3 separate regions of the Homo sapiens genome follow, and regions 1 and 3 are each linked to region 2. Evidence: chromatin loops called from intact Hi-C (ENCODE). Cell type or tissue: heart right ventricle. All regions are shown on one strand. Links, peaks and the distances in the headings refer to the core of each region. The heading gives the core; the rest is flanking DNA. Region 1 overlaps HUNK (hormonally up-regulated Neu-associated kinase). Region 2 has its middle 65 kb from the start of LINC00159. Region 3 has its middle 22 kb from the start of MIS18A.

The links. Hi-C counts contacts between places; a loop is a spot of excess contacts. Peaks named below come from ENCODE experiments on the same cell type or tissue, not always from the same donor. Only the 100,000 strongest peaks of a DNase experiment are listed, where the experiment ranks them.
Region 1: a loop joins it to region 2, with 2.1 times the contacts of the local background. A loop is called at or near these places in 2 of 110 quality-filtered maps.
Region 3: it touches region 2 in a loop (2.4-fold over the local background); 4 of 110 quality-filtered maps call a loop at or near these places.

Annotation. Positions count from the first base shown.
Region 1 is chr21:31,879,321-31,890,208 of GRCh38, reverse strand. The region is part of intron 1 of HUNK (hormonally up-regulated Neu-associated kinase); the gene reads right to left. Among named protein-coding and RNA genes, the nearest start is that of HUNK, 12 kb to the right of the region's middle. RefSeq lists an enhancer at 8,701-9,201. In heart right ventricle, for the core only: no CTCF peak of the experiment used is centred there; no DNase peak of the experiment used is centred there; H3K27me3 peaks cover 384 bases.
Region 2 is chr21:32,015,421-32,026,308 of GRCh38, reverse strand. No RefSeq gene overlaps it. Among named protein-coding and RNA genes, the nearest start is that of LINC00159, 65 kb to the left of the region's middle. In heart right ventricle, for the core only: no CTCF peak of the experiment used is centred there; a DNase peak (open chromatin) is centred at 4,538; H3K27ac peaks cover 876 bases.
Region 3 is chr21:32,251,691-32,262,578 of GRCh38, reverse strand. It overlaps a transcript of MIS18A not described here. Among named protein-coding and RNA genes, the nearest start is that of MIS18A, 22 kb to the left of the region's middle. In heart right ventricle, for the core only: a CTCF peak has its summit at 4,029 (motif pointing right); DNase peaks (open chromatin) are centred at 4,058 and 5,508; H3K27ac peaks cover 1,130 bases.

The DNA of each region.
Region 1 (10,888 bases), core at 1,958-9,957, 140 kb after region 2:
ATGCAATGTGATTAGTATAGTAACAAGTGGCAAAGTTGACAATAAAAAAGTATGTATAAGTGGCCATGATTTAGATGGCAACTATCAAATATGAGCCCAAGACTTCTTTTGATCTGTTAAAAATCTCAACTATTCTGGAATATACCTGTGACTTAACTGATTTAAAGAATTTTAAAATTCTTAATGCTTGGTCAAAAATACTTAAAAATATATTATTTTTAAAATATTTATAGTTGATCATAGAAAAAACACTGATTTATATTAGACTTTTTAAAAATAAATGCACTGTTGAGTAATATGTCCCTTTGAAATCTGGAGGACATAATTCTAAGTCTGAACACTGGAAAGAAACTATCTGTTACCCCGCACATTCTCAGGTACTTTCTCAGCTGCTTTAATGGCCTTTATGATAAAAAGCTCATTCTTGATCTTGGAAAAAGCATCTCAGAGTAATAAATTAGGTGGGAGTAAAATAGCCATCCAGCACCTTCCCTCCAGAGAGAAATTCAAGTTTTATTATGTCAAATTGGCCTTGAAATTGCAACTACTTCTCACAAATGTTAGCTTTTAATAGAATAAAATGTCACCCTATGGGAATGACACTATGAAAACCTGGAGATGTGTTTTCAAAACAAGTTTTCTTTATTAGTATTATTAAATGTAAATGTTCAACTGAGAACTGAGTCATCGACTAGTTTCTCTAATTAAATTTTTAACCTGGAAACAAGAATGCACTGAGAAAGCTACATCAGAGCAGCAGTAATTCCAACTAAAAACCAGATTATATAAGTGATAACACTTATCTTTATCCATTTGGTTTCACTAAAGTAGGGCTCAGATAAAATGTTAAAATATTCTGATCTCAGACTCCACAGCTAACTTTCCCTAAGCTTCCTTTTCACCTGAGGCACTTCCTCATTCCATTTGCCTCTCATGTCCTTTCTCAGCCCAACCGGGGACTAAGCAATGGCTTGGGAAAGCTGGTCTGCCTCCAAATCGTCAGCATAATAAGGCAAAAGCACTGGGTATTTTGTTTTGTTTTTAATAAGTAATCTGTGTTCATTCTCGTAGGAGGATGGTTTAACGAGGAGACTGGAAGGGACTGTTCACTGTGTGACGTAAGAATGCACTTCCAGCTTCACGATGTGATTCAAAAACCTCTCTCCCCTCCAGTAGATTTTTCAGCCCCCAGCGCAAAAGAGAAGTACTACTAGAGTTAGACTGATGCGAACCAGAGCTACTCAGAGAGCTACCAGTCCCCACTGCTTCCTTCATTGAGGAAGTCTGCTAACAAAAACGTGTATGTATTTAGCATAGTATTATATAATTTATATTTAATGTTATATATAATACACATATACATCTGTGTATATGCATTTATATATATATACACACATACATTTGTGTGTGCACATACAACCCCCTTTTTTTTTGCATTTTTTTGTTTGTTTGTTTTTGTTTTTGTTTTGAGATGGAGTTTCACTCTTGTTGCCCAGGCTGGAGTACAATGGCACAATCTTGGCTCACCATAACCTCCGCCTCCTGGGTTCAAGCGATTCTCCTGCCTCAGCCTCCCGAGTGGCTGGGATTACAGGCATGCGCCACCATGCACGCCTGGCTAATTTTGTATTTTCAGTAGAAACAGGGTTTCACCATGTTGGTCAGTCTGGTCTCAAACTCCCGACCTCAAGTGATCTGCCCGCCTCGGCCTCCCAAAGTGCTGGGAATACAGGCGTGAGCACTGCGTCCAGCCTAACACACATATTATTAATAGCTCAAGCTCCTCATCTCATGTGAACCCATAAAGATGGTAGATCTGTACTACATATGTGAGAAAAGCACCTCTCAGTCCCTGGGAGCACACAGGGACATTATTATTACCAACAAAAGCATCCCAGTAACGCCCAGGGCTTTGGGCTTTACTTCTTCACTCATTCATGACCTGATTGGCTGCTTATTAATACTGTTATTCGGAAACCTGCAGTTTGGACTCCAAACACTCTGATGAAATATTTTCCTGGGTGAATGTGGTTTTGGCATTATCTGAGGGGCTTCCTCAAATCCAAGACTTCCTACATTAAACTTAAGAGAGTCCTGGGCAAACCAAGATTCTGGTCATCTTAATCTGCAAAATCAGGACAACAGTACCTACCACAAAAGGCTACTATGAAGAGTAAGTTGTCTCATGCAGCAAAGCATCCAAGACATGGCCCAGCAGATGGTACGAGATCCACAAATGTTCATTATTTTCGTGATCAGTATGACCTCCTCATGATCAAAGCAAAAACCATGTACCCATTTCTTTCCTGCAGGTTTTTACTGATTTGGAAGGTTATGCAATCATAACCTGCCTACCCGTGTTCTGCTCCAGGTAGACAAGGGAATCGCTAAGAATCCAAACTTCATTCTATCATCCCTAAACAGAGCTGGCGAGGCTCCCCGAAGGCGGTTACAACATCCACTGTTCCTTTATCTCTTAGCACCACGCTCTGTGTTCACGGGTCACCCACTACTGCTGCACGCTTTCAAGCTGCTACACACAGAGCCCCGGCAAAGAGCCGACGGTGACAAAGAGAGGAGCGTCACATACAAGAGCGTCTGAAGAAAGGCAGAAAGATGGCCTGACGACTTACCAAAAAGCCTTGGGGTTGGACATAAGACAACAAGAACTCAAAAAGAGGACTAAAATGGCAGTGGTGATGCAGGGAGGGAGCCCAGAATGAATCAAATGGCTCAGAAAATGGGCAAGAGAAGCAAGCAGGATTGCAAAATGTTTTGGCAGGAATGTGGCTTAGGAGACTAATAAACTTATAAAAAAATTACAGTCAAAGAGACAGACTCCAAACCTACATATATCTCCATGGGAAACATCCAAAATAAAATGTATGTTTGCAAATAGCAACTTCTCCCATCTGTTGCAGTGTTGCTACATTTTCTCAGGAAAGAGAGAGGGTCCGTTAACATCCCCTGACACTGCAAAATACTGTCTGGTTCTGGTTAGTCACCTGTCACTCAGATACCTAGGTGCCTAACTAAATCCCCGCAGAAAGCACAGCTGTTCAGGGGCCAGGATTTTTCTACAGAGCACCAGCCAGACAACCCATTCAACATAGTCATCACCCAGACAGGCACACCCAGAGCAGCAAGGAATGAGAGAAACATACAGCGCTTGCAGAACCAGAGCCTGCCAACTTGGACATTACCCCCTAGAAGGCTGTCCACATGTCTTGGGAAGATCAAACCATGCTTGGATCCATTCATAAAATATTTTCTGGCCGGGCACGGTGGCTCATGCCACCCAGCACTTTGGGAGGCCAAGGCAGGTGGATCACCTGAGGTCAGGAGTTCGAGACCAGCCTGACCAGCCTGACTCCGTTTCTACTAAAAATACAAAAATTAGCTGGGCGTGGTGGTGTGCACCTGTAATCTCAGCTACTCGAGAGGCTGAAGCAGGAGAATCGCTTGAACCCGGGAGGCGGAGGTTGCAGTGAGCCAAGATCCAGCCTGGGCAACAAGAGCGGAACTGTCTCAAAAAAAAAAAAAGTATTTTCTGAGCATATTCTCTGTACCAGAAACTATTCTTGGCACGGGGAATAGAGCAGTGGTCTCTTCCTCATGGGGCTTACACTCTAGTGGGGAGACAAACACATCAACTCTAAATATATTCCATGGGATCAGGTGATGTTAAAGGTTTAATTATGTCCCCCCAGAATTCATCTGTTGGAGTCCTAACCCCAGTACCTCAGTACTTTATTTGAATATGAGGGGTCTTTTTTTTTTTTTTTGAGACAGTCTCATTCTGTCTCCCAGTTTGGAGTACAATGGCGCAATCTCGGCTCGCTGCAACGTCCGCCTCCCAGCCAGGTTCATGTGATTCTCATGCCTCAGCTTCCCGAGTAGCTGGATTTACAGGTGTGCACCACCACACCCAGATAATTTTTGTATTTTTCATAGAGACAGGGTTTCACTGTGTTGGCCAGACTGGTCTCAAACTCCTGACCTCAGGTGATCTGCCTGCCTCAGCTTCCCAAAGAGCTAAGATTATAGGCGTGAGCCACTGCGCCTAGCCCCCTGAATATGAGGTCTTTAGAGAAGTAATCAAGTTAAAGTGAGGTCATTAAGGTGGGCCCTGATCCAATTTGAACTGGTGTCCTTATCAAAAGGGAACATAGGCCAAGCGTGGTGGCTCACGTCTATAGTCTGTAATCCCAGCATTTTGGGAGGCTGAGACGGGTGGATCACGAGGTCAGGAGTTCAAGACCAGCTTGATCAACGTGGTGAAATGGTCTTTACTAAAAATACAAAAATTAGGTGGGTATGGTGGCGCGTGCCTGTCATCCCAGCTACTCAGGAGGCTGAGGCAGGAAAATCGCTTGAACCTGGGAGGCAGAGATTGCAGTGAGCCAAGATTGTGCCACTACACAACAGCCTGGGCAACAGAGCAAGTCTCTGTATCAAAAAAATAAAAAAATACAAAAGGGAACATTTGGACAGAGAGACAGACACACGTGGAGGGCAGACGATGTAAAGAGACACAGGAAGAAGACAGCCATGGATAAGCCGAGGACAGGGGCATGGAACAGATCCATCCTGCACAAGCCTCAGAAGGACCCACCCTGCCAACACCTTGATTTTGGACTTCCAGCCTCCAGAATGAGAGACAGTAAGGCCTTGCTATTCCAGCCCCCGGGTCTGTGGTGCTGTCTTATGGCAGCTCTAGCAAACCACTCCAGGTGGTGAGGAGGGACAAAGCAGAGTGAAGGGGCAGAGAGTGACAGGGGACAGGGCATTCAGAGACGGTCGTCAGGCCGAGGCCACAGGAATTCCAACAGCAGGGCCCGCCTGTCGGCCCCACCAAGGCTGCTCCTCAGAGGGCATCTCAAATAGACAGAGCCCCTCGAAGAGTGCCAAGGCGCATGCACTGTCACACACACGCATTAATGTACTAATACCTGTCTTAGTGCATTTTATGTCCAAGTTACGTAATGGCTCTTGCTCCTTGAAAGGTTTTCATTTCCCTCGATATTCCCCCTTTCTCTTTCTTCTCAACCACTGTCTTAGTCAGCTTGGGCTGGTGTAACATAGTACCATAATACCATAGACTGGATGCCTTATAAAGAACAGACAATTTGGCCAGGCGCGATGACTCGTGCCTGTAATCCCAGCACTTTGGGAGGCTGAGGCGGGTGGATCACCTCAGGTCAGGAGTTCGAGACCAGCCTGACCAACAAGGCAAAACCCCATTTCTACTAAAAATACAAAAATTAGCCGGGTGTGGTGGCACGCACCTGTAGTCCCAGCTACTCGGGAGGCTGAGACAGGAGAATCACTTGACCCAGAAGGCAGAGGTTGCAGTGAGCCAAGAGGGTGCCACTGCACCCCAGCCTGGCCGACAAAGAGTGACACTCCATCAAAAAAAAGAAAAAAAAAAGAAGAGACGTGTCTTTCTCACAGTTCTGGAGGCTGTGAAGTCTAAGCCTAACACACCTGCAGATCCAGTGTCTGATGAGGGCGTGTTTTCTGGCTCATAGAAATGGCACCTTTTCACTGAGTCCTCATATGGTGGAAGGACAAACAAGCTCCTTTAGGCACCCTTTATTTATTTATTTTTTTTTTGAGACAGAGTTTTGCTCTTGTCACCCAGGCTAGAGTGCAATGTCATGATCTTGGCTCACTGCAACCTCCACCTCCCAGGTTCAAGTGATTCTCCTGCCTCAGCCTCCCAAGTAGCTGGGATTACAGGTGCCCACCACCACGCCTGGCTAATTTTTGTATTTTCAGTAGAGATGGGGTTTCACCATGTTGGTCAGGCTGGTGTCAAGCTCCTGACCTCAAGTGATCCACCCACCTCGCCCTCCCAAAGTCTGGGATTACAGGTGTGAGCCACCATGCCTGGCCTTTTTTATTTTTTTATTTTTTCACTGCAACCTCAGTCAGGCACCTTTTATAAGGGCACTAATCCCATTCATGAGGGTAGATCTCATCACCTCCCAAAGGCCCCATCTCCAAATACCATCACACTGGAGGTTTGAATTTCAACAAAAGAATTTTGGGGGACACAAACATTCTGATCATAGCAACCATCCACCATAAATGGTACCACCTTTCCCATGAAGAGATGATGGGACATGGACTCACAGTTGTCTTACTTAAACCAGCAAGAGTCAAAGATTTCCAAAGACCATCCCACACAGTATCATGCCTCTCCCTTGCAATCCAGGCATGGTAAGGGTCGGGGCAGAATCAAGGGTGCTTACTCCAGGGTCATGGTTGCAGAACCAACCTGCCTAGCCTGAGTGTGTATAATCTACAACTGTAGCCCAACTGGCACCGGTGTTAACAAACCAAGGTGACCCAAACCCTCAGCCCAGTAATCTGCAGACTTCCATTTAGTCAGCAGAGCCAACAAGGGTGGGCAACAAAGCAGTGGCTCTTAATATTTTAGAGGTAAATAACTCCATTTAGAGTATGACGAAACCCATGGACCCTCTCCTCAGAAATATGTTTACATGCACACAATTGATAGGGCTCCATAGACCTCCAAAACTTATCAATTATCCTTCTCTAGTTCATGAACTCCCAAGAAATAACTTCTGCAAATGGCAAGAACCACAAAGAAAAAGAGAAAGAATAATGGGGAGCGAGGGAAGGTGGTAGACACTGCAAAATATATCACTCAAAGACGACTAATTTCCTTAATATATAAAGAGCTCCTATAAATCAATAAGAAAAAGGCCAAAACCCCAAAAGAAAATTGGCGAATGGACATGAACAATGAACAGAAATGAAGTACAAACAGTTGAGAAGGTATGAAAATATACTCAATTCCCATGTAAATAAGAGAAACAATAAATAAGACAAGATACCATGTTTAATACACTCGATTGGCAAAGATCAAAATGAGTACCCTGTTGGCTGACATGTGGAAAAGCAAACACTCCCATACCAGATGGGTGTGGTTATAAGTTGGGAACCCTTATAAATTATAAGGGTTATCAATGTGATTATAAATTGCCAACCTCTATGGCAGGCAATTTGGCAATACTTATCAACAGTTAAAATAGACATACCTTTTGGCCTAAGACTAGGAATTTACCCCTCAGATACACTGAGGGGTCACATTTACAAAGTGACAAATGGTCATGGATATTTACTGAAGTATGGTTTGAGAATAACAAAAAAAAAAAAATTATGTACTCCCTAAATGTCCATCAACAAGGGATGGTTAAGTCAACATGATACTTCCACACAATGACTACTATGCAATAACTAATTAACATAAAGAGTGAGGCAATTCTGTAGTAGTCATGGGGAAGAATGCTCAAGACATATTGCTAAGTGAAAAAGCAAGATAATGAACAGCATGTACAGTTTAAAAATACATCTGCCCTGGTGGGTGGGAGGGATGGATGAAGAGAAGCTGGTTCATGGGTACAAACATACATAGATAGAAGAACTAAATTCTAATGTCTGTTAGGGTGACTATACTTAGTAGCAATACTTTGTATATTTCAAGGTAACTAGAACAGAGGACTTGATATAATACCAACCCGTGGAAATGAATACTTAGGTGATGGACACGCCGATACTCTGGCTTGATCATTACACACTCCATGCATGGAACACTCACATGTACCCCATAAATATGTAAAATATTATGTATCAATAAAGAAGAAAAATCTGCCCCTAACTACGCATTTACAAATATGTATGTGGGTCTCTATGCATATAGGGTATCTCTGGAGGGATACACAAGGACTAGAAGGAGGAGTGACCTCTCACGAGAAGATCCAGGAACTGAAGAGCCCAGATAAGAAGCAGTTACCTCTCACTGCAAACCCTCTCAGAACCTTTGAATTTCAGACCATGTGTCTGTATTACCAATTCCAAAACTTAACCAAATGCATCTTGAAAACACAAAGATGATTAAAAACCAAAAAGAACCCAGTGATTAGAAGTTGCATAGCTAGGGCACAGTGGCCACCGTAAGAGTGCTAAGAGGATGTTAACAGATGGCTCTACCCTGAGTAGTTTTTTTTGTCCATGAGAATGTCCCAAACTGTTACTCTACTCATCAAAAATCCAAATTCCCACAACTCCTTCAACAACTTTTCCCACCACTCACGAGTGATGGGGGAGGGGGGGTCTCTTCCCAGGAAAGTGCCACCGTCTCTGAAGTAGGCATGCTGGCCCACAACTTGGCCCAACACTCAGTTGCCCCAGAGTTCTCAGGAAAAAACCCATAGAGCATACATATAAAGTGAGCTTTCAATCTTGTAAGTACTGAGAAACACAACAGAGCCCTGATGATTCTAACCTAAGAGAAATGTGAGGCCAGAAAATCCCCCAGCGTGTGGCACATAGAATCTGCTAATGAGATGCCACGCCGGCTGCTCCCTCATTGCAGGGAGAGAGACCACAGTCGAGCAGCAAGGTAGGGCAGGCTGAAGAGAAGCTGGTTCATGGGTACAAACATACATAGATAGAAGGACTAAATGCTAATGTTTGCTACGGGGACTATATTTAGCAGCAATAATTTGTATATTTCTTTGTTGTTGTTGTTGTTGTTGTTGCTGCTGCTGTTGTTATGGAGTTTTTGCTCTTGTTACCCAGGCTGGAGTGCAGTGGCACAATCTCGGCTCACTGCAACCTCCACCTCCTTGGTTCAAGCGACTCTCCTGCCTCAGCCTCCCGAGTAGCTGGGATTACAGGAACACACACTTGGCTAATTTTTTTGTATTTTTAGTAGAGACAGGGTTTCACCATGTTGGCCAGGCTGGTCTCAAACTCCTGACCTCAGGTGATCTGCCTCCCTCGGCCTCCCAAAGTGCTGGGATTACACGCGTGAGCCACCACGCCTGGCCATACTTTGTATATTTCAAGGTAACGAGATGAGAGGACTTGATACCAACACATGGAAATGATGACCACTCATATCCAAAATGCGCATGGAAAAGATGCCCACGTTGTCTACGGTCCATATGGTATGGACTCAGATGAAAAGCCCTGGACTCTGACCCTGTCTCTTTCAGTAAACAGCAAATGCTGGGCTGCACCCCCAGATTCCCCGTCAGTGCTGAAGAACTGACTGCCTCAGCTGCAGGCTATCAGCTGTGAGCTCTCCCCAGGAACCGCCCTCAGCAACTGTCCCGTACGAGGCCATGCCCCTTGCCTGGGCAGCCCCCATCAAGGACTGGCCGATGCGGAAATATAAATCCCAGTCCTCTCAACCCAAGTTGGTCAGCTCTGAAGGGCCAGCTCAGCTCCAGCACTCACCACGGCATGGGCAGGGGCTTTGGCTGAGAGCGGTATTGGAGCCCAGCTTCTCCCTCTGCCCAGTGCTGCTTTGCCCCTTCCCTTGCAGAGGTCAGTTCTGAGAGTAATCCCTAAAAGCACATTCATCTCCTTCCCAAGATCCGCTTGCCACAACCCAATACTGACAGTCTAAAAAGGTGCTGGAGCTTGAACTATGCTCCCCCAAAAGATACCTTCAAGTCCCGTTGGTACCTGTGGATATGATCTTCTTTGAAAATAGGGACTTTGTAGATGTCATCGAGTTAAAATGAGGCAACACTGGATTAGGGTAGACCTACATCCCATGACTGGTGTCCTTATAAAGAGACATAGGAAAAGATTAAGAGACAGAAGAGACACTCAGAGGGAGGAACACTGTGTGAAGACAGACGCAGAGACAGAGCGCTGCAGTCATAAGCCAGAAAATGCCAAAGAGTGCTGGCCACCACCGGAAGCTAGTAAGAGGCAAGGAAGGATTCTCCCTGTGGCTGCAGAGGGAGCATGGCCCTGCCAACACCTTGGTTTTGGATCCTAGCCTCCAGAACTGTGACAGAATAAATTTCTGTTGTTGAAGCCACACAGTGTGTGGTAATTTGTTAGAACCATCCTAGCAAACTCATAGAGAATGTCAGAGAGAAGATCTACTCAGGGCACCCTTCTACGTAATCAAGGCAGGCAAGAACACCAGCAAGCTGGCTGTTACCCCCTCCACCAGGGCTGCTGCAGGCATCTAACAAGAATGTGCACGGGAGGGGCACCCTGAAAAAAACCGTAAAACACTGTAGCACTGGGCTGGTGCTGGTGATGGAGGAGAGGGAACAGCTGTCTCGAATTCACAGAGGCATCCCCCTCCTCGGGGACTATTCAGTCCCTGTGTTTCTAGCTCTTTCCTGCTGGTCATCGTACCACCCAGTGGCACCTCCTATCAGAAAGCGTGAAATTCAATTCAGGTCAGTACTTAGACCAGGGCTGAGTAGAGAAAGAAGTTTCACCCATCAGCTAACATAAGGCCTGGGGATTATCTACGGGTTTCAATTAGCCAAGAGAGCAGGTCTCTCCGTTACCATAAATAATCGACAGAGGGAATATATGTCCCAAGGCAAATGATAACCCTGTGCCCAAGCCTCCTTCCCATGGAGAACACCCCAACCTGTCCCTCTCTTCGGGGGCACATGGCTGCCACTCCCCACCCCTTCTGGGCAGATAAACCCTGGGACAGATGATTGCCGCGCTGACCTCCAATAGCTGGCAGCATGCAGAATTCTATAGTCTCACAGACCTGAGTCGGATTGGTATGCACGGGTAGCTATAGCCGTGACTCAACACCTGCAGAGAAAATGTAGGGTTGTACTCCTCTCCGTGGGCACCGTTTCTGCACTGTTGCGCTGACTCAAAGCACCCTTTGAAGTCCGTGGGACCTGTATCAATGAACACTAGGAACCAGGCCCTACGTGCCAATTTCCATCATTCACAAGTACTTCAAAAAGATGAGGCAGGGCAGGAAGTTCAAAAGAATCCGCCTGCAACTGCAGAATGCAATCCTCGAAATTACAGGCACTGCCTTGTCACACAGGGCTCACCAAGCAGGTGCTTT
Region 2 (10,888 bases), core at 1,189-9,188:
AAGCAAGTAGCTTGTAAGATGAGCAGAAGCCATAAAAGATGTCAAGTACAGATAATAAGTTAGTGACATGTAAGAGATGTGTGAGTTTTTAAAAAGAATGGAGTAGCAAGAGCAATTATAGATAGAAAAGGATGGAAAGGAAGGAAAGACCAGGTTATAAGGCAAGGGGTCATGCAACCTCTAAGCTGATGGTTTTGTCATTTTTTACTGGCCACCCACCGGTAACACTCAGTATGTCCCACTCGAGATCTCACATGCTCTGCCCAAGGAATACAGATAAGATCCATAACTGTTCATTGAACTAGTTGGCAAACTACAGGAGTACCCCTTTATCCACAAGAGATATGTTCCCAGGCCCCAGTGGATCCCTAAACCACAGATAGTACTGAACCTGGTCACCATCAGTCAAGATACGTGTGTGTTCATATCTTCCACCCACAAATTTAATATATTTTCCATCTTAACTGAGCTCTGTCATCATGCACTGTGGCCATAACTTTTGCAGTTTAAGCTGAAACAGCAAAACTAGCACACACTTCTTTTTCTTTCTTCACAATTTCATGGATAGAAGATTCATCTTTACCATAGGTCTTAGCAACCTCAGTCAATGATCTTTTTCTTATTAAGTCAAGAACTTTCACCTTTTCACTTATAGCAAACATTTTACGGCTTCTCTTTGGCATATCTGAACTGCCAGCATCACTACTCTTAAGCTTTGGGGCATTATGAAGTCAAATAAAGGTGATCTGAAGGCAAGTACTGCAATACCTCAGTGGATCTGATCATCGAGATGACTTCTAAGCATCTACAGGGTGGAGACGCTGGACAAAGGAAGGATTCACATCTCAGGTGGGATGGAGTGGAACAGTGCAAGATTTCATCACACTAATCAGAATGGTACATGATTGAAAACTTATATATTGTTTATTTCTGGAATTTTCCACCAATATTTCATTTCCATTCAATATTTTCAGACCATGGGTAAATGGAACTGCAAAAAGGAAAACCTCAGATAACGGGGGAACTACTGTGCTGCTGTGACCAGGTGTAATTTCTCCTGCATCTCTCCAATAAAAGAAGCAAGTGTTGATTGCAGGCACCTCTGCCTGCTGAGCCGCTGTTCAATATTCCTTGGGGGAGGTAGATGCAGACAGCAGAGAAATAGGATGCATGAACATCATGTAACTCCGGACTGAGGTGTGTGGTCTTCCACCCCACCTTCACACTATACTCAGTGTGGCTACCTGTGATGGTTAATACTGAGTGTCAACTTGATTGGACTGAAGGATGCAAAGTATTGATCTTGGGTGTGTCTGTGAAGGTGCTGCCAAAGAAGATTAACATTTGAGTCAGTGGACTGGAAAGGCAGACCCCCCCTCAATCTGGGTAGGCACCATCTAATCAGCTGCCCGCATGGCCAGGATATTAAGCAGGCAGAAGAATGTGAAAAGACTAGACTGGCTTAGCCTCCCAGCCTCCATCTTTCTCCTGTGTTGGATGCTTCCTGCCCTCAAACATCAGACTCCAAGTTCTTCAGCTTTGGAACTCAGACTGGCTTCCTTGCTCCTCAGCTTGCAGATGGCCTATTGTGGGACCTTGTGATTGTGTGAGTTAATACTATTTAATGTACTCCCCTTTATACGTATATATACACATATATATGTGTGTGTATATATATATATAATATACTCCCCTTTATACATATATATACATATATATACATATATATACATATATATACATATATATACATATATATATACATATATATACATATATATACATATATACATATATACATATATATACATATATACATATATATACATATATATACATATATATACATATATATACATATATATACGTATATATACGTATATATACATATATATACATATATATACATATAATATACTCCCCTTTATACATATATACGTATATATACATATATACTAATACACTACCTAACCCATCCCTATCCCCTTGCTTCTTCTTGTGTGTTTCACGTAGATTTAATAAACCATGAGATTTGAGCATCTTAATTGGGCCTCTGTGCTTTCTGTTTTGAGACCACCAGAATTGTTTTCAGGGTGATATACTTGGAGGCTACCACTGGATCGTGGTATTTCCTACAGGATGACAGCAAGAATTAAGTGTTACAATCTATTTTAAAAGCAAACTTGACATCCAACTACGGGATGAACCCAGCTATCGTGACCTTTAAGGAAGGGAAGAGGAAGGTGTGGGCAGGGCTCCCTGAGGCTCCCGCAGTAGCATTTGCTCCCTCACAGACCCGAAAGGAGACTGAACGTTCAGGCAAATGTTGAGCCAGAGACAACCCTCGGCCTTAGCAATTCCTAAGCAAAAGGAAGATTCAGAATGCCAGAATCTGACTACTTAGTTTGCTTATCCCAAACTATACTACCAGTATTTTACTTTTTAAATGAGACAGGGACACTGGGACCACTATACTTTGTCCTCAGAGGAAGTTTCACCTAAAAGGAGGTCAGGATCCAAGACTAAAGGTCCTCTCCCTTTACCTGGAATGATTAAAAGCAAAACAAATTATTATAAGAATCACTTCTCAGCGTTTCGGCTAAGATCAAGAGTAGTAAGTTATTAGAGGAGAAGAGGGACTTATCCTAAGAGACTTGACATGGCCTTCGAGGAAAAATAGGAGTGGGGTGGAGGGAATCTAGCCCTGGGGAAAGAAAAGTCAGAGGGAGCTGGGGGAGGGCTTGAGAACAGTGCTCCCCACCTGGTTTCACCTCTCCCCCTTCATCCCCTACTGTGCACTTCTTCTCTTTCCCTTAATAATTCTCCATAATTCTAAAATGATTCTAGGAGAGAGTTAAGAAAACAGATGTGGGTCGAAGGCTCTGGAAGAATTGCAAATGGCTAAAAAACATAAGATGTTCAACCTTGCCAGGCTCAGTGGCTCATGCCTCTAATCCCAGTACTTTGGGAGGCCGAGGCCGGCAGATCACCTGAGGTCAGGAGTTCAAGACCAGCCTGGCCAACATGGTGAAACCCCGTCTCTACTTAAAATACAAAAATTAGCCGGGTGTGGTGGCAGGCACCTGTAATCCCAGCTACTTGGGAGGCTGAGGCAGGAGAATTGCTTGAAACTGGGAAGGCAGAGGTTGCAGTGAGCCAAGATCACGCCATAGCACTCCAGCCTAGGGGACAAGAGTGAGACTTTGTCTCAAAAAAAAAAAAAAAAAAAAAAAAGACGTTCAGCCTCACAAGTAACTCCAGAAATAGGAATGAAAAACAATATGATTCCTTGAGAAAAACAACAGAGGGATATGGTTTTCACTCTTACCAGATAAGGTAACTTTAAGCCTGTAACTCGCTGGGTATGCCTCAAGATGTAAATGATTCTGATTTGGGGTTTTTTTAGTGATAGTGAAATAATATTATACCAACAAAAGCTGCAGGTATTTGGGAATTTAGTAAAAGCACGGTAGCTAGAATCTATTGAAATCATAACTCAAGGCAGTTTTGTGAGACGACAGTGCTTTCTCTTTGCCATTGGTCATTTGGAGATTTCATTTGGTGAAATTGAAGCCAACAACAGCATTGAATTTTATAGGAGAAAATTATCCAGTCCCTGTGTTGCTCAGACTCTCCCGCACTCTACTGGCCCATGCAGCCCTGAGCCTGAGTCGGAATAATAGAACTAATAAGCTGTCAAAACCTAGGTAACTTCCTTGTTGGCAGCTCTTCCTCCGTCCCTGTTCACAGAAAATTGGGATTTGGAGGTACAGCGAAGAGGCTGGGTTTCTTCTGAAAGGACAGCTTAGCATCATCTAAGAACAGGAATATAGGAATGTGCTAGATGAAATGTTCACGTGTCCCTTTCAGCCTTCATTTGTTGAAGGACAGATTTTATTCCGTATGCTGGAATGAATTTCCTAATCCCCTTTTTTCTCGACTTCCTCTAATTCCACTCAAAAAGAGGAAGTGGTTAAGAAATGAAGATCTTGTGTTGCAGAAACGCCATGAAGCATTGTTCTTATGCTTTGGTCTATCCACATCCTACCTCCCAAAGTGGCAGTTCTACAAGATATCAGGGTTCCAGGATGAGGGAGGGCCCCAGGGAATCAGGCCAATCCCTTGGAAAGTTTTGCAATAGTTCCGAATGGTGAAAAGGGGAAAATTACTGCATTGTGATCATTAAGGATTCTCCAACCATGTTCTGGGCAGAATTAGCACAGAAAGGTTTGGTAGGATTTCACTGGCCACCAGCATCATGACCATCAGGGCAGTTCATCAAAACATTTAAATCAAAGAGCAAGACGATGTGAAACAAATACTGGCAAAACCTCCCACCTTGGTGTTCTTTTATAAACTGGTCTAACTTGTTATAATGGTACATTTGACCTCAAGCCTTTGAAACTAACAAGCCGGGGTTTACGGCCAGCAGGGAGGACTGCAAATACAGGCCTTGCCTTAAAATTCCCGGTTGTGTCTGCCCAGGAGCTGTTGGCACCACATAGACGGGGCGGGCTGGGTGCCAGAGCGGCCTGCCTGTTCCCGGCTACAGATTATGATGTCTGTGCAGCTGCCTTTCATTCACAGCTTCCCTGAATGGTGCCAAAGTTAATTCCTCCAGGAATAGCCCCACCAGTCACAAGGAAGGGGGGTAATGCCCAGGATGCCCCCTTCATTCTCACTCCTGGTGCGGGCTTGCTGCCATCAACAGCCAAAGGGAGAAGTCAGGCAGCAGAAAAGCTTGGGAGGCCCTGGAAACCCCCTAAGCTTCTCCACAACAGTGCCGGTCTTATCTGTTGCAGCCACGGCGAGAGTCCCACATCATCCATGTGAGTACAGAGACATGAACCTGATGCCAAGGGCAGGATGATCACTCAGAAAGGCTCCTGCTAGGCTCCTGTGACTTGATAGTGTGTCTATGACCCACCTTCATGGGGACTTCAGTGCTAAAACTGGGAAAGGCCTGGGCAAACTGGGATGCGGTTGTCACCCTGCCTGGAGGACCCCATGCCCTGTATCTCTCTATAAAGCCTCAGGTGGGAACCCTGCAAGCCTGTATTCCACCATGGGAAGACCAGCATGCTGTGCATTGGCTCCAGGGAGCACCACGCAGTCCCCGGCACTTCCAACTCTATGTCCTTTGCAGGTGAAGCAGCTCTATTAGCAGGTGTCTGAAGAAGGTTGCAGGTGCGAGCAGGTAGAAGGAAAGCACACAGAAGCTGCGGGATGCACACACAAAATGGGTAAAAGGGATCCCTGGAGGTCTGGGCAGAGCACCAGGAGTGTCCTGGGGTGCTCTTACCCTCCTATTGGACAGATGAGTAAAGTGAGGTACAGGGACATTAAGTAACTTGCCCAACATTAAAGAGCTTTAGTTTGGATGCCTTGATTTGGAACTTCTGGCCACTAGAACTGTGAGAGAATAAAATGTGTTGTTCTAGGCCACCCTGCCAGTGGTACTTTATTACAGCAGCCACTGAAAACTCAGGCAGGAGGGATCTGTGGTGACGGACTTGGAGGCGTGGTTGCAAGGGTTGTTTCACTGAACAGACACAGCAGGGGCAGCTGCTGGGGTATTGAGGTCGAGGTCAAACACGGTCACTGCTGGAGCAATTCTGTAATCAGCCATGGTTAGCTGAAACCTCATTCTCTATGCAAACCCCAAATGGCTGTTTTCCCTTTTGAACCTCAAGAACACACGCTAGAAATCAGTGCTCCCTGTCAGCCAGCCTCTTATGGTGAGATTTCCAGGTCTGGTGGCTTATTGCACCAATAAGCTAATAAGGAGATTGGCAATGCCAAACACACATCAGGGAGCATCTGTCCTCCCACTGTGCACCCCTGTTCCAGGTCACTAGGCTTGAGAAGTCACCCAGAACACAGGAAACCCAGTGGCCTGCCAGACTTGCAGCCCAGGGAGAGGGAAACTGGGTGTCTTGGAAACTCCTCCCTGCTCCTTCAAGTTCACTCATAGCAGGGAAGCCAGGGCCCCTTGAGTCCCTAGAGTAGTCAAATTCACAGAGACAGAAAGTAGAACGGGAGTCGCCAAGGCCTGTGGGGAGAGGGAAGGTGAAGTTGTTTAATTGGCACAGTTTCCATTTTGGAAGATGGAAAAAAGGTCTGGAGATGGATGCTGGTGATGGCAGCGTAACACTGAGAATGGTTTTTTTGTTGTTGTTTTTATTGTATTGTATTGTATTGTATTGTATTGTATTGTATTGTATTGTATTGTATTGTATTGTATTGTATTGAGACAGAGCCTCACTCTGTCTCCCAGACTGGGGTGCAGTGACACAGTCTCGGCTCACTACAACCTCCGCCTCCCGGGTTCAAGCGATTCTCTTGCCTCAGTCTCCCAAGTAGCTGGCATTACAGGCACCCGCCACCACGCCTGGCTAATTTTTGTATTTTTAGTAGAGATGGGGTTTCTCCATGTTGGCCAGGCTGGTCTTGAACTCCTGACCTCAGGTGATGCACCTGCCTCGGCCTCCCAAAGTGTTGGGATTACAGGCGTGAGCCACCGCGCCTGGCCTGAATGTTCTTAACGCCACTGAGCTGTGTACTTCAACATCTTTAAAATGGTCAATTTTGTGTTATTTGTATTTTACCACAATTTTAAAAATAAAAAATTTTAAAAATGTTATCGCTGTGGAACCTGGGGAAGAGTACAGAGGAATTCTCTGTACTCCTTTTGCCACTTATATGTGAGTCTAAAATTATTTCAAAATAAAAAATTTTTTAAATGAACAAACCATATAAAAGGGTAACACATGCATTTCTAAAGGTATAGAAAAAAATTATAAGAGGATACACCAAATTTAGGTCATGGGATTTGGTGGTAACTTTTTTTGTTTTTTTTTTTCTGCTCTTCTGAGCTTGTTAACTAGCACAATTAGGGTGAAAAAAACTTTTAGGAAGTCGCTACTTTTCCAGTAACACATAAAAATGTGATTCTCTTTTTGACATTCAAGGACCACAACGAAGTCACAGCTTAAAATCTCCAACAATCTTTACAATGCCCAGCGTGTTATAGATGCAAATAAATTTTTGTTGAAGAAATTGTAATCACTATTCCTATTATAATCATGATAAGATGAAAACCAGACAGACCAGTGGCTAATGAAGGAAACAAAAGGCATCAGTCCCAGCCAATGTTATATCCTGGGCAGGAAAGAATGTCATCGCCATGAACAGACTGGTGGCCTTCACCACTGGCGATCAGGAAGCTTTTCTATAAAGTTCATCACAACGTCGGGGCTCTGGTATCTTTCATCAGATCCTCTGTCCCTTTCCACACTCCCATCCTCAAGCCAGCCCATCCCACAAATTGCAGAGAAAAGTTTTCTCTGGAGTCACTGTGGGAAAGTTTGAACAAAATTTCTCACCCCCCAGCTAGCTGGCTGTTTTGGATTGAATTGTTATCTCCCTTAAATCCATATGTTGAGGTGAGAATGAGACCTTATTGGAAGACGGGTTCTGTTATAGACCAAATATTTTTGTCCCCCCAAATTTATATGTTGAAACCCTAGCCCCCAAGGTGATGGCATTAGGAGGTAGAACCTTAGGGCTAAATTTGGTCATGAGAATGGAGGCTCCATATGAGATTAGTGCCCCTATTAGAAAAGGAAGACATTAGATCTCTCTCTTTCTCTGCTGTGTGAGGACACAGGGAGAGAGGAGAAAGGAATCTCACTGGAACTCAGCCATGCCAGTACCCTGACCTTGGACTTTGCAACCTCCAGAACTGCGAGAAATAGATGTCTGTCGTTTAAGCCACCCAGACTATGGCACTTTGTTATCACAGCCCAAGCAGAATAAGACAGGGTCTTGAGACAGGTAATCAAGTTAAGACGAAGTCATCAGGGTGGTCCCTAATTCAATATGCCTGGTGTTCTTTTTTATTTATTTATTTTTTGAGACAGAGTTTTGCTCTTGTTGCCCAGGCTGGAATGCAATGGTGCAATCTCAGCTCACCACAGCCTCTGCCTCCCAGGTTCAAGCGATTCTCCTGCCTCAGCCTCCCCAGTAGCTGGGATTACAGGCATGCGCCACCACACCCAGCTACTTTTGTATCTTTAGTAGAGACAGGTTTCTCCATGTTGGTCAGGCTGGTCTCGAACTCCCGACCTCAGGTGATCCACCCGCCTCGGCCTCACAAAGTGCTGGGATTACAGGCATGAGCCACCACACCTGGCCCCCTGGTGTTCTTATAAAAGGAGAAGTTTGGACACAGAGACAGACATACACGAGTGGGGCCCTCAGAGAAGACAGCAGATGCGCGGGAAGGAGCACCCTGAGCATGGCTAAAGCACAAAGTTGCAGGCAAAAAAGAGTAAAAGTTGAGCTTGGAGGGTGAGCAGGAGCCACGCTGCACTGGGCCCCATATTCTTGCTAAGGAGTGAGGACATTAGCTGAGAGTTATTCCAGAGGCACCAAAGATGTTAAGCTTTAATGTTTAATGTCAAATGTTAAGGATTGACATGGTCAAAATTTAATATTGGTTAAGGGCAGTGGCCGGTAGGACAAGGGATAGATTTGAGAAAGCCCATCAGATGGTTGCTGTGATAGGCTTGGCCAGAGGCAACAAAGGCCTGTGTGATGGCTATTGAAGAAGGGGAGAGGCTTCAGTGAGGATGGGACAGAGCAAACTCTTGAGGCTTGTTGAATGTGGGAACCGAGGGAGAAGACAACTTAGCACAATGGCCGGGATTCTGGCTTGGGGGCGTCTGGGAAATACAGATAGAGGCCATAGGCATGGGGGCAGATTTACAGGCAAAACAGGTGAAACAGGGCCGGGCGCGGTGGTTCACGCCTGTAATCCCAGCACTTTGGGAGGCCAAGGTGGGCGGATCACCTGAGGTCGGGAGTTCGAGACCAGCCTGACCAACATGGAGAAACCCCATCTCTACTAAAAATACAAAATTAGCTGGGCGTGGTGGCGCATGCCTGTAATCCCAGCTACTCGGGAGGCTGAGGCAGGAAAATCACTTGAACCTGGGAGGCGGAGGTTGTGGTGAGCCAAGATTGTGCCATTGCACTCCAGCCTGGGGAATAAGAGTGAAACTCCGTCTCAAAAACAAACAAACAAACAACAACAACAACAACAACAAACAGGTGAAAAGGGGTAAGTTCAGCTTTGCACGTGTTGACTTTGAGGTTCCTATGAGATACCTGGGAGACTTCCAACCAGAAATTGGACACTCACATCTGAAGTTCCAGGGGACATAGATGTTGATGACTTTGGCTTGGGAATAGGAGTTGAAATGCTTGAAATGCTATGAGTGAGAAGGCTGTGGATGGAAGACAGAGACAGCAACACTCAGAATACTTGAAAGAGGAAATCTCCAGGAATCGTTGGAAAGGTGGGAAGAGAATCACAGAGCTGGGATAATAGAGTGTTTCTAGAAGGAGCGTGTGTTAGTCTGCTCAGGCTGCCATAGCAAATACAAGACTGGGTGCCTTCCACGAGGCATTGATTTTCTCACAGTTCTGGAGGCTGGAAGTCCATGATCCAGAAATTGGCAGGTGTGGTTTCTCCTGAGGCCTCTCCTTGGCTTCCAGATGTTCACCTTCTTGCTGTGTCCTCATGTGGCCTTGCCTCTGTGCACGCATCCCTGGTCTGTCTCTCTCTCTCTCTCTCTCTTCCCACCCCCACCTCCTTAGAAGGGCATCAGTCCTATTGGATTAGGGCCCTGCCTTTATGATCTGATTTAACTTTCATTATCTCCTTAAAGATCCTGTCTCCAAATACAGTCACATGGGAGGTCAGCGCTTCAACACATGAATTGGGGTGGGTAGCAGGGGACACACAATTTCTACCATGACAGACAGAGAGAGCCCAGAGAAATAAATGAAAAATGTCCATTATATTTTGCCACAAGGGAGCTCCTGGTGAAGCTAGAGAGCAATTTCAATGAGGCAGTGGGAGAAGAATCCAGAATGTGGGGGAGCAAGATGCACTGAACAGTGCTTAAATATGGGAGCAGCAATTTCTATTTCGGTCAGTTTCGATTTCAGCATTTTCATTAAATTTGGGTAAGTTGGGATAAGAAGGGAAAGAGAGAAGAGACTCACGCTGCAACTGTGTGGGATTGATCTAGGGCAGTACTGGCATGGTTTACTGTCATTGATGGGGGCTCTGTGGAATAGAGTTTGATGGGGAATTTCTGGGGGTGTCTCCTAGCTGAGTGACATGTAGTCCTTCTAAGGGCAGCACAGACATTTCTAGCTCTGCACTGTGAGTATCTGTCCAACCAATGAAATGGATTTCTGTGTACCCAAGGAGGTGTCCCTTGAGGCCAGTGGAAATCAAAGACCAGTCTTAACAGGGACTTGCTACAACCTGCCTTGCAGGCAGATTTGTGCCAGAGGGTAAGGAAGTGCGGGTGCTCATGCCTGAGTAAAAATGATAGCAGTTTTAGGAACAAAGAGCCTCACATTTTGCATAAAGTAACACAGTGGGGCCAGCAAGACATTTGACATGTTAAAAAGGAATATGTGGAGAAAGAGCCAAGCACAGATGGCAAAGACAAGAGTTAGGGGTTGTCATGGAAGGTTTAAGGAAGGAAGGAGATGGCTCTGCCATGGAGCCTCGTCACTCACAAGGGCTGTGGAAGTGCTGAACCAGGCAGTGCGCTGAACAAGTAATTGTGAGCACGTTGGCCGGAGTGTTACATTCAGAGGGAAGAGAACTGGGACAGCAGGGAAATTTCTGTGAAAACTTGCCAACAATTTTGAATGATAAACTTACACTCAAAAGCCTTGGCATTTGCTCTGATTTTTCAAGGGAGGTTTGAAAAAACAAAAAGCACATGTTTTAGAGAAAAATAATGACCGATCGTAGAACATAGTGTTTCTATTATGGTCCAGAAGTAAAGCATCAACGTTC
Region 3 (10,888 bases), core at 1,009-9,008, 240 kb before region 2:
TGAACCAACTGTGTGGATCTGAGGAAATGGGATAATTGAGGTCTCTCCAGGATGTCGTCACTTTCACGTTTCTCTCCATTAACCGTTGTCCACCCTTACCAGGAGCTGCGGGGCTTGTCATTTTGGGGGCTTCTTGAGAACAGTAGAAATTTTGAGAAAGTAAAACGTGTGTTTGATTGCATAACATTTTCCAAACCAAAAAGAAGAGCATGTAGCCATTTTGAGGAGAAACCTTAGGAAGCCTTCCAAGGGTTTTTCTCAAAACAGGACAGCTGCTTTTTGACTGTCACAACTGCTTCCCTAGGGATGGCTTTTCTTTTCTAAGATAGCACTTAACGATCATTTAGGAGGTGCGGAGCACTGTGCTTGGGGCTCCATGTATGTTACTACCTCATTCTCACAGAACCCTCTTCCGTAGGAAGCATCATACCCATTTTACACATGCAGAAACTGAGGCTCAGAGACTTTAAATTGCCTGAAGTCCCACTTGGCTAATAAGCAGACCTAGTGCCTTCCTTCTGTGCATGGCTGCCTTCTTCCCTCACTCTGAGCTTGTTTTTTAGCAGTAAAACACATAAAGGGACATTGCGTCAGTTAATATAGTATTAGCAATCTTAGCGTCTAGAAGGGTTTAGAAATCCTGAGCTTCTCTCTTTTTCTTCTGTAGAACACAGTGAACTCAGCATGAGTTCCTTTCCCTGCAGTTGTCCCTCCCTTGAGATTCTCTGGCTACCAGATCCCCCAGCCCCTCTTCTGCCCAGAGGTACTGTCTGGCCTCTCTTTCAAGCTCTCACCTCTCCGTGTGTCTTCTTGGCTGTGTCGTGTGCCACCTCCTTTGAGTCATTTATTTTACTTTATTGCGGTTATCATTGTTGGGCATTATATTTTACATTTGTTTGTTGGTTTAATGTCTGTCCTGCCATTGGAGTGTTAGCTCCACGAGGGCAGGGATTTTATCCATCTCATGGCCTGGGCCAAAAAGAATGCAGCCCCGTAATACGTGCTCATTCCATCTTCAATGGAACAAATGAATGTTGCTGCATCGAGCATCTGTTTACTCACATCTTCATTCTCTAACCACTCTATTGATTCTTTATCTTGACCCGCAAGCATACTTACGTCTCATCTTGGTGACAAAGAGCCCTCCCGTGGCCCAGGCACCTCGCTGAACTGCTCTCTTATTTTTAACCGCACTGACTTTGCCCACTCAACACTTCAACTCTGGGCTTTTGGTCCTCCAGGCATCTTGCTGAAACTACTCTCTTGAAGGCCGCCAGTGAGTTCCTACAAAGTGTTACTGTCTGTCTGAAATCCCTAAAATTTCCAACAATTTAAAATTGTTCTCCCCTTTAACATTTTCTTCTTGATTGCCCGCATTTCTGAGCGAGGCATAATGATGTATGCAGGGGCTGGATGCCATGGGGCCTGGGGTTTGTGGTAAAATGTCGGTAAAGTAACCACACAGCAAAAGGGATAGTATGGCCCTCATCTTAATCTCTGCTGATTATTTATGAATGGGCACGGGTGGGGGTTCATTATATCTGCACTTTTGAGTGTGTATGGTTTATTTTAGGTCGTCTCACTCTGTCGCCCAGGCTGGAGTGCAGTGGTGCCATCTCGGCTCACTGCAACCTTCGCCTCTGGGTTCAAGTGATTCTCCTGCCTCAGCCTTCCAAGTAGCTGGGAGTACAAGCATATGCCACCACGCCCGGCTAATTTTTGTGTTTTTAGTAGGGATGGGGTTTCCCATGTTGGCCAGGCTGGTCTCGAACTTATGACCTCAGGTGATCCTCCTGCCTTGGCCTCCCAAAGTGCTGGGATTATAGGCATGAGCCACTGCACCTGGCCTGTGTATTGTTTGAAAATTTTTATGAAACCAAAAACAAACAAGTTTGCTTTCATCCTTGGGCATTGATGGCGTCCGACTTGCCCAGTGGCCTCCTGCCTCCTTGCTGCTGCTTTGCCGGAGTTCACCTTCCTCCTGCTTCTCCCGGGCTCTGCCTTTGCCCTCCTTTCTCTCTCTGCAGTCTCTCTTGGCTACTTCCGCCCTGCCAGGATTTCAGTGATCATTCCTGTGTCTCTAATTCCCACAGCCCTCAATTGTCTCCCCGGGTCCCTGGTCCTGAGTTTCTAATGATCTGCCGACATCCCCTGGATATGCCCTGTGTACTCTCTGTCTCACACCTGACCCTTTTGTATATATACAGTTCTTACTTGTCCTTCAAGATCTTGCTTGAGTGCCACTTCCTCCAGGAAGCCCTTGCTGATTTCTCAGTCAGATGTCATTTCTCCCACTTCATTATTCTTAAATGACTTCAGCATGGTCTGACCTTATTACTTAGATTTTGTATTCTAGTTTTGTGGGAACTGTTCCTGGAATACTAGGGTTGTGTTTTCCAGAGATCCAACATGTTGTGGGACCTTGTACACTGGAGGCAATTCATACTTTGTAGACCAGTTATGATGGTAAATGGAAAAATCTGAAAAAAAAAAAGCTGAGAAAAATGGTTCCACCAAAGTATTCAAAATTGCTTTTCATATTTCAGAATTGACATATAAGAGTAAAAAGAAAGTAACCCAAACTGCAGTGGTGCTGTGGGGCTAGCATAAAATGTTAATCAGGTAAATAGGAACTCAAAGGAAATTTACCAAATTGAGCTCATTTACATGTGTAATTACCCATCTGTGATCATTCTACTGTTCTATTTATTCTGTCTTTCTCCTCCCACACTGGGTTAAAAATACTTTGTATTAAAGATTTTCTTCATAACCAAATACAATGAATTCTTGGGATTGGGGGTGGGGTGGGGTGTGAATGCCACTCTGACACTGGAAACAAGATGCCGGAGTGGGCCTCAGTGCGCGCTGTCTGGGTGCAAGGGAGAAGCCCGGCAGATACACATTAACGCCACCTTCAGACAGGCACATCCCAAGAGGAGACTTGGAGGCAATGGCATTGAAAACCACCTGCTGCTTTCAGTGATCAAGAAAGAAACCTGTGGCTTTCATGAATGCGGAATCCATAAGACACAGTCAGATGCCGTCCTGGAATGGTTGCTTCCTGAAGTAGGAAGGTCCAGAGTAGGCTAGGAAGGTGTCAGGGAGTGGGCTGTCTCCTCACAGGATACTCTTTCTTAGGGGGAAATGATGACCTTGAGCTGAGGTAAGGAGGCCCTTGAGCTTGAAGATGCGAAAGAAAAGTGGCTCCCCAGCCTTCTCAGTGCTTGGGTGTGGGAAAGAATTGTAACCCCTGGGAGGCCAAGGCGAGGCAGAGAATGCCCTCCAGAGGCCTGCGGTCTTGGAGCGAGGAGGCCCTGACAGAGGAGACCTGGCCAACCCTTCCCTCGAGCCCCTGGCCACTCTCAGGGTGGGCATTGCCTGAGGCTTATCAGAAATGCAGACCCTGGCTGGGCACGGTGGCTCCCACCTGAAATCCTGGCACTTTGGGAGGCCGAGGCAGGAGGATCGCTTGAGTCTAGGAGTTCGAGACTGGCCTGGGCGACATAGCAAGACCAGCAAGACTCTACGAAAAAATTAAAAAGTTAGCAGTGGTAGCGTGCACTTGCAGTCCCAGCCACCCTGGAGGCTGAAGTGAGAGGACTGCTTGAGCCTGGGAGGTCGAGGCTGCAGTGAGCTGTTATCTTACCACTGCACTCCGTCCTGGGCAACAGGCCTATCTCTAAGTAAGTAAGTAAGTAAGTAAATAAATAAATAAATAAATAAATAAATAAATAAATAAATAAAATGCAGACCCTCACGCCTCATCCAGGCCCGCTGAACCAAACCTGTGCTGCTGCAACAAGATGCTAGGTGGTCCCCAGGCACGTTCAAGTGTGACACGAGCTGACTTAGGGGACAGTTCTTCCCGGCTTTCTTGAATAAAATGGTTCTTTTATATGTTGGTGCGTTTTGGTGTGATTACTAATTTTGCTGAGTACCGTAGTCATTTTTTCAGTGTCACTGTTTGACATGCTGTAAAGTAGGTTAGTATCACTCTCAGGCTGTGAGTCGGACTTTTTGTTTTGTTTCCCCAATCAGGCCACAAGGGGCCGCATTTCACCATGTAAACATTCATCGTGTCCAGCCTGTTCACAACCACAGTGGGAAACTCAGTAGCTGCAGGAGGCCCTGTCCAACAGGAAGGTTGCCTCATTGCAACCTGACTTTATCCCTTCACTCCTGTAACCAACATTCTTAATTAAAATAAAATAATAGTCAAGGCCCCCCGTCCCCGATGCAGCCCCCATCAGACTGCTAACAGCTTTTTCGGTATTCGTCCCTAAAATTGCTTACATCTACACTTGCACAGGATTTTCCCCAAGGCACTAGCATTCTACACTGGAAGTTAATTATGTTTTCTCTTTCAGTCGTTTTCTGTTTTCATGACTCAGATTTGTTACTAAATCCCCTCCCCCAATGCTTTCTGAGTCCTTAATGCTGTGTTTGCCAGCTCAGTTTGGAGTTGCCGGCTGAGAGGTGGCAGTCTTCCGGAATAAGGACATTTCTGATCACCTTGCTAATGTGTCTGACTCACACGAGACTTGGCAGGAACCCTCTATCTGTATTAATGCTATAGATTCCTTTGGAAAGATTAAGGAACAGTGCTATCTTGTTATGGGTCAAGACATCCAAAGCACATTATTTAGACGACAACATTGTCCAAAGCTTTAAAGTGAACTCAGGCAACTACATTTTATGCCAGACTTCCATTTGCTGAAACAGATTAAAAAAATACTCGTGCATTAAGTGATTATGCAGAGGCAAAGTGGTAGTTCTGTGAGGTTCCAGCACACTGGGAGTCCTGGAGCCTTGGGGTGTGTGTCCTACGGAGCCTCCAACAACTGGAGCAATTTCACATCCCTGGCGTCCATCTCCCAGGCTAGGTTTCCTCATCTGTAGAAAGAAGGGGTTGGATTAGGATGCTCCGTAGGTTTCCTTTTAAAAGTAATCTAAAAAAGCAATCAGAAATGTTTTGTTATTTTAATTAGGTATTGATTTGAAATGGAAACCTCGATTGATAGCTGATAGAGGCTCATCTAAGGCATTTGTAATCTGATGGACATAGACAATATTCTGCCCATTAGAGAACCAAGACCACAAAAGAAGCTTAGAATAGAAGAGCCGCCCACATTTGCTGCTGCTGTGTAATGAACAGTTGTAGGTGGCACCAGGTGCATGTCTTGAAGAAATTCTTGAATCAGCTCATGGAATTCTGAACTGGATTAAAACATGGGCACGTGAACATTTTATTTAACAGCATCTCTGGCTGCCAACATTTCACCAAGAATCTTCATTATTAAAGTGCACTGGTTATTCCTTTTGCCATCATTTGAGTTACTCTCTGTGAAGAAGACAGATGTCTTGCTATAGTCATTTCACTTGCTCAAGTTCCCCTGTCCTCTCTCCTCAATCGCTATGTCCCCCTTAGCGAAGCCATAACCAGTCGAAACTTAAGTGAGTCAGCTTTGGATGTCAGCCATAGAGCAGGCGAGCCAAGTCCCGTGATGCCAGCCCCTGGACAGAGTTTCCAAGGCAACAACTGCTGTGTTTCTCTCCACTCTGAAGGAAAACCTGGGAGAATCCAGTCCTGATGTGGCTGTTAAGGGAGCCAGGGTGGGGGAAAACAATCTGTGAATGAGCAGACTTTCGTTCTAGCCTGTTTTTTTTTCCTCTGTAAGAATGAGTCTTATTCACATGCATTTTTCTGTAGCTCTGAAATGAGGATTTGAATTGAACTGTTTGAGATGGGTGGTTAAAAGAAAATATACACAGATCATCAGTCTGAGAAGCACTAGATGATCATGCAGATTAAGAAGTAATAAAGTCAGAATTCTCACAGGAACAAGAGATCATTTTTGTCACTGAGTACAAGAAAGATTAGCATGAGCCAAGACACAGAGGCCGAAAAAGGGGCAAGGGACAGTCCCCACTGAGAACAGCTTCCATCTTCAATGTTTTTCTCATCATTAGTAGGACTATAAAAATTATTGTCCAAATCAGGGCACATTCGCGAAACAGGGAATGTCTAATAATTAAGTCGGGATGACAGATGTCAATTGTCCCGGGAAAACCAGCACACGTGTCACCGTACTTTTTATGCCTCCCGGTAGAGAGCCATTGAACAAAGGTGGCCTTAGCTACCGGAGTGTGACAGCCACGAGGCTCAAGTGAGAGAGGAGGATGCCAAGTCATCCGATGAAACTGAGTCGGGTGGGAATGGAATAGAGAAATGAAAGAAATGTGGACAGGTTTGAACAGCAGCTCAGGGAAATTTGATGATAGATCAAGCAGAAATAGATTAAAAAGACTTCGAGGCAGTGGTACTCTCTGAGGGAGCACAATTTGGGGTGGCCCAGTCAATGGTTTTGTGATTTTGTCCAGTAAAGAGTAGAGTAATTCTCTTTAGGTTTGAGCAGCAATACACGAGGTTTCTGGGGAGAACAATCCCAACATAGTAGACATCAAAAAAATGTTTAATAATGAATCTTCTGTTTCCTGAAGAAATTCGCTAAAAGTAGACATCAGTAAGCTTGTGAAACACATTTATGGTTATCCTCAAAGAAGTCAACTGAGTTTACCATCCATAGCCAGTTAGGGATGAGATAAAATAGATGGAAATGGCTGAACTTTTACACTATTAAATGTACTTACCCCAGGCGTAAACACGTTTGTTCTTTTTTTTTTTTTTGGGACAGAGTCTCGCTCTGTCACCCAGGCTGGAGTGCGGTGGCACGTTCTTGGCTCTCTGCAAGCTCTGCGTCCCAGGTTTACTCCATTCTCCTGCCTCAACCTCCCGAGTAGCTAGCACTACAGGCGCACACCGCCACGCCTGGCTAATTTTTTCTGTATTTTTAGTAGAGATGGGGTTTCACCGTGTTAGCCAGGATGGTCTCGATCTACTGACCTCGTGATCCACCCTCCTCGGCCTCCCAAAGTGCTGGGATTACAGGCGTGAGCCACCGCGCCTGGCCAAGCACACATTTATTCTTTAACTAGATGGGTCTTCCTGCTGAAATAACTTTGAAACTTCAAAAAGTACCCAAGAATGCCAAGCGCGGTGGCTCACGCCCGTAATCCCAGGACTTTGGGAGGCCGAGGTGGGCAAATCACTTGAGGTCAGCAGTTCAAGACCAGCCTGGGCAACATGGGGAAACCGCATCTCTACTAAAAAAATACAAAAATTAGCCGGGCATTGTGGCACACACCTGTAATCCGAGCTACTCAGGACGCTGAGGCAGGAGAATCACTTGAACCCGGAAGGCGGAGGTTGCAGTGAGCCAAGATTACATCACCGCACTCTACCCTGAGCAATAGAGCAAGACTCCGTCTCAAGAAAAAAAAAAAGTACCCAAGAAATGTATTTTTACCGTAGAAAAATTAGAAGATTCTACAGAAAACTGAAATGAAGACAGTAAAAGTATCTACAATCCAAGTATCTCCATAAGTAACCACTATTAATATCTTAGGGTATATCCTTCCACATGATTTCCTATGCATTTTATTTATACATATAATTATAAAAAGGACAGCTTGCTGTGCATATTCTATATTACTATATTATGAATAGTTTGATATATCACCAAATATACTTTTGCAACTTTGTTTCAATGACTGCATAATATTTCACAATATTGAATAGTTCACTTAACCAAACTCTCGGCGTTATGTACTAGGCTGTTTCTAGACTTTTTTGTACTACAAACAATGTAGTTTTGAACATCTAGTGAAATCTTTGTGCCATATAATGAATGAATCTGGATTGTGTGAATTTGGTGGGAGAACTGAGGCTGTTAAATCTGGGCCCGGATTAAGATGTGGAATGAACATACAATGAGAATAAAAGAGGAGACGGATTCTAGGTCCGGCCCAGCATAGAACCCTAAGCATGTTACTTAACCTCCCTCTGGTTAGTTTTCTTATTTATAACAACATGACAAAAGTTAGACATAATTAATGAAATCTTGAACTGGTTTACTGAAAGGATTAGATATGGTAAAGGTGTGAAAAACCATTTAAAGTTATAAAGCAGTTTACTTTTTTTTTTTTTGAGACCGAGTTTCACTCTTCTTGTCCAGGCTGGAGTGCAATGACGCAATCTTGGCTCACTGCAACCTCCACCTCCCGGGTTCAAGTGATTCTCCTGCCTCAGCTTCCCAAGTAACTGGGATTACAGGTGCCTGCCACCACACCTGGCTAATTTCTTTTTGTATTTTTAGAGACAGGGTTGGCCAGGCTAGTCTTGAACTCCTGACCTCAGGTGATCCACCTGCCTCTGCCTCCCAAAGTGCTGGGATTACAGGCGTGAGCCACCACGCCTGGCCAAAGCAATTTACTTTTTCTGGGGTCGGGGGTTGGAGTCTCACTCTGTCGCCCAGGCTGGAGTGCAGTGGCATGATCTTGGCTCACTGCAACCTCCGCCTCCCAGGTTCAAGTGAGTCTCCTGCCTCAGCCTCCCAAGTAACTGGGACTACAGGCACACACCACCACACTCGGCTATTGTATTTTTAGTAGAGACAGGGTTTCACCATATTGGACAGGCTGGTCTCGAACTCCTGACCTTGTGATCCACCCACCTTGGTCTCCCAAAGTGCTGGAATTACAGGCGTGAGCCACCGCCCAGCCAGCAATTTACTTCTATAGGGATTTATGATTTTTTTTTCAAAATGCTGTTTAAAAAAAACTCTATTAAATCAACTAAAACTATTTCCAATTTTTTGACTTTCTCCAGGAATACAAATTTTTATGAACCAATTGAATGTTGAGTAATTTGGAAGCTGTGGTGCTTGAATGGGTGCTTTTGGGGAGAAGCTTCTAGGAGCGTTTTGGGCTAATCAGATAGCAGCCTGCCTTCTGAATTATGACAACCCAAAGGCAGAGGGAGCAAAGGCTTTGCAAAGGGTCCCACTTGGTGGAGGGGGAAGTAACCCTTGCTGTGTGATTGCAGTGGGGGCAGGTCGCTCACTCTCCCGCTCCCCTCCCTGGGGCTCCCATCAGCCAGGAGTCTGCTAAAGCCTGCTCTGAAAATGGAGTGATCTGGGCATGATGCTGTCCAGCCCCAGAGACAGAGGCCAGCTTGCTGTCAGAGATAAAAATGGCTGTTGAAAGTGGAGTCAGAACAAAAATATGTTAATAATGAATTCTGGGAATTTCAGCCACCCTTGGGAGCAGGCCTAATGGGGGGTGGGGGGAGGGCGATTAGGTAACATGAATGGAAAGCTTGCAGGCCAAATGAGCTCCAAAGGGACAATCCTCAGCTGGAAACTGCGCATGCCCGCTGTGTACCTGTCACTCACCAATAGGATGCAGAAGCATTGGGAGAAATGCCTCTGACCACACGCAAAGCGGCATAGAGCCTTCCTTCCCTCCCCTGCTCATCTGCAGGCCATCAGTGCACAACTCTGATGCTGGGGGTCGTGCGGGGGGGCACCATCTGCATGGTGTTCTATGGAGTGGCCCCCTAAAGCGCATCCCACCCTTCCGTCCTCGCCCAGGTGGAGAAGTCCCGAGCACAGCTCCCCTAAAGCACATCCCATCCCTCCATCCTTTCCTAGCTGGAGAGGTCCCAAGGGCAGCTCCTTCCTTAGTTCTCTAAGCCTAGGAGGGATCTGGGCATAGAGTAGATGCTCACTGTGCACTCACCAAATGGACGAGTGAGTAGCATCAGACCCCGAAGTGGGAGATCTCTGCACCACCTGTCTGCCAACGATGCAGAAATTTCACAGTCATTCTCTGGGATCCCTAAACAAAATCGTTTGTATTCTCACCCATGAAGGAAGAAATCTTGGGTTAGAAAAAAACAGATACATCTAAATTTATAAAGACAACACTTGAGTTTTCTGAAAGGCACATTGTAAAGCTGACATATATTTCTTTCCTGGTCAGGCCCCCAAACTTGAACTCAGTGTGGTAGGGGGTCAACTTAGTTAAGTGAGGGAGAAAGGAAGGGATACTTCTGACAGCGGGTATGCTGGAGCCTAGGGGATGAGAGTACACTCATTCTTCAGAAGCAGAGATGAATAAATACTACATTAAAAAATATATTTTTGCTTTGCTGTAGATATCTCCCTTGCAGTTATCCAATGCTGATCAAGTAAATGTACTAATACATACATGTCTTCTTCTTTTTCCTCCTCCTCTCCCCTTCCTCCTCCTCCTCTTCCTTCTTCTTCTTCTTTTCTTCTCCTTCTTTCTTCTCTCTTCCTCTCCCCTCCCTCCCTGCCTGCCTGCCTGCCTTCATTCATTCTTTCCTTCCTTCCTTCTTTCCTTACTCTTTCTTTTCCTCCTCCTCTTCTCTCTTCCTCCTCCTCCTCCTCCTCCTCCTCCTCCTCCTCCTCCTCCTTCTTCTTCTTCTTCTTCTTCTTCTTCTTCTTCTTCTCCTCCTCTTCCTTTTTTTGAGACAGGATCTCACTTTGTTGCCCAGACTGGAGTGCAGTGGTGTAATCTTAGTTCACTGCAGTGTCAAACTTGTGGGCTCAAGTGATCCTTTGGCCTCACCCTTCTGAGTAGCTGGGACTACAGGCACATGCCACTATGCCCAGATAATTTTTCATTTTCTTTTTGTAGAGACAGGGTCTTGCTATGTTGCCTAGGCTGGAAATTTTCTAAAACTATACTGATGAAAATCTGGAAGAAGAGGAGTGCTGCTTGTAAGATGGACTTTTAGTTGCTACTACAGTCCAAAGAGAGGACTGTAGCATCTGATCAATATGAGAGACAGAATTATATTATGGACCATAAACACAAGTGCATAAATGTTTCTGAGAGACATTACCCTGTGCTCTTAGACAGTCTCCCACCTTCGGTAATTAGAGCCTGGCAAAAGACATTAGTTTGGAGTAAATATCTAACTTTTTGGTTGCCTTCAAATATGAAGTTTGTATTTTTGTTT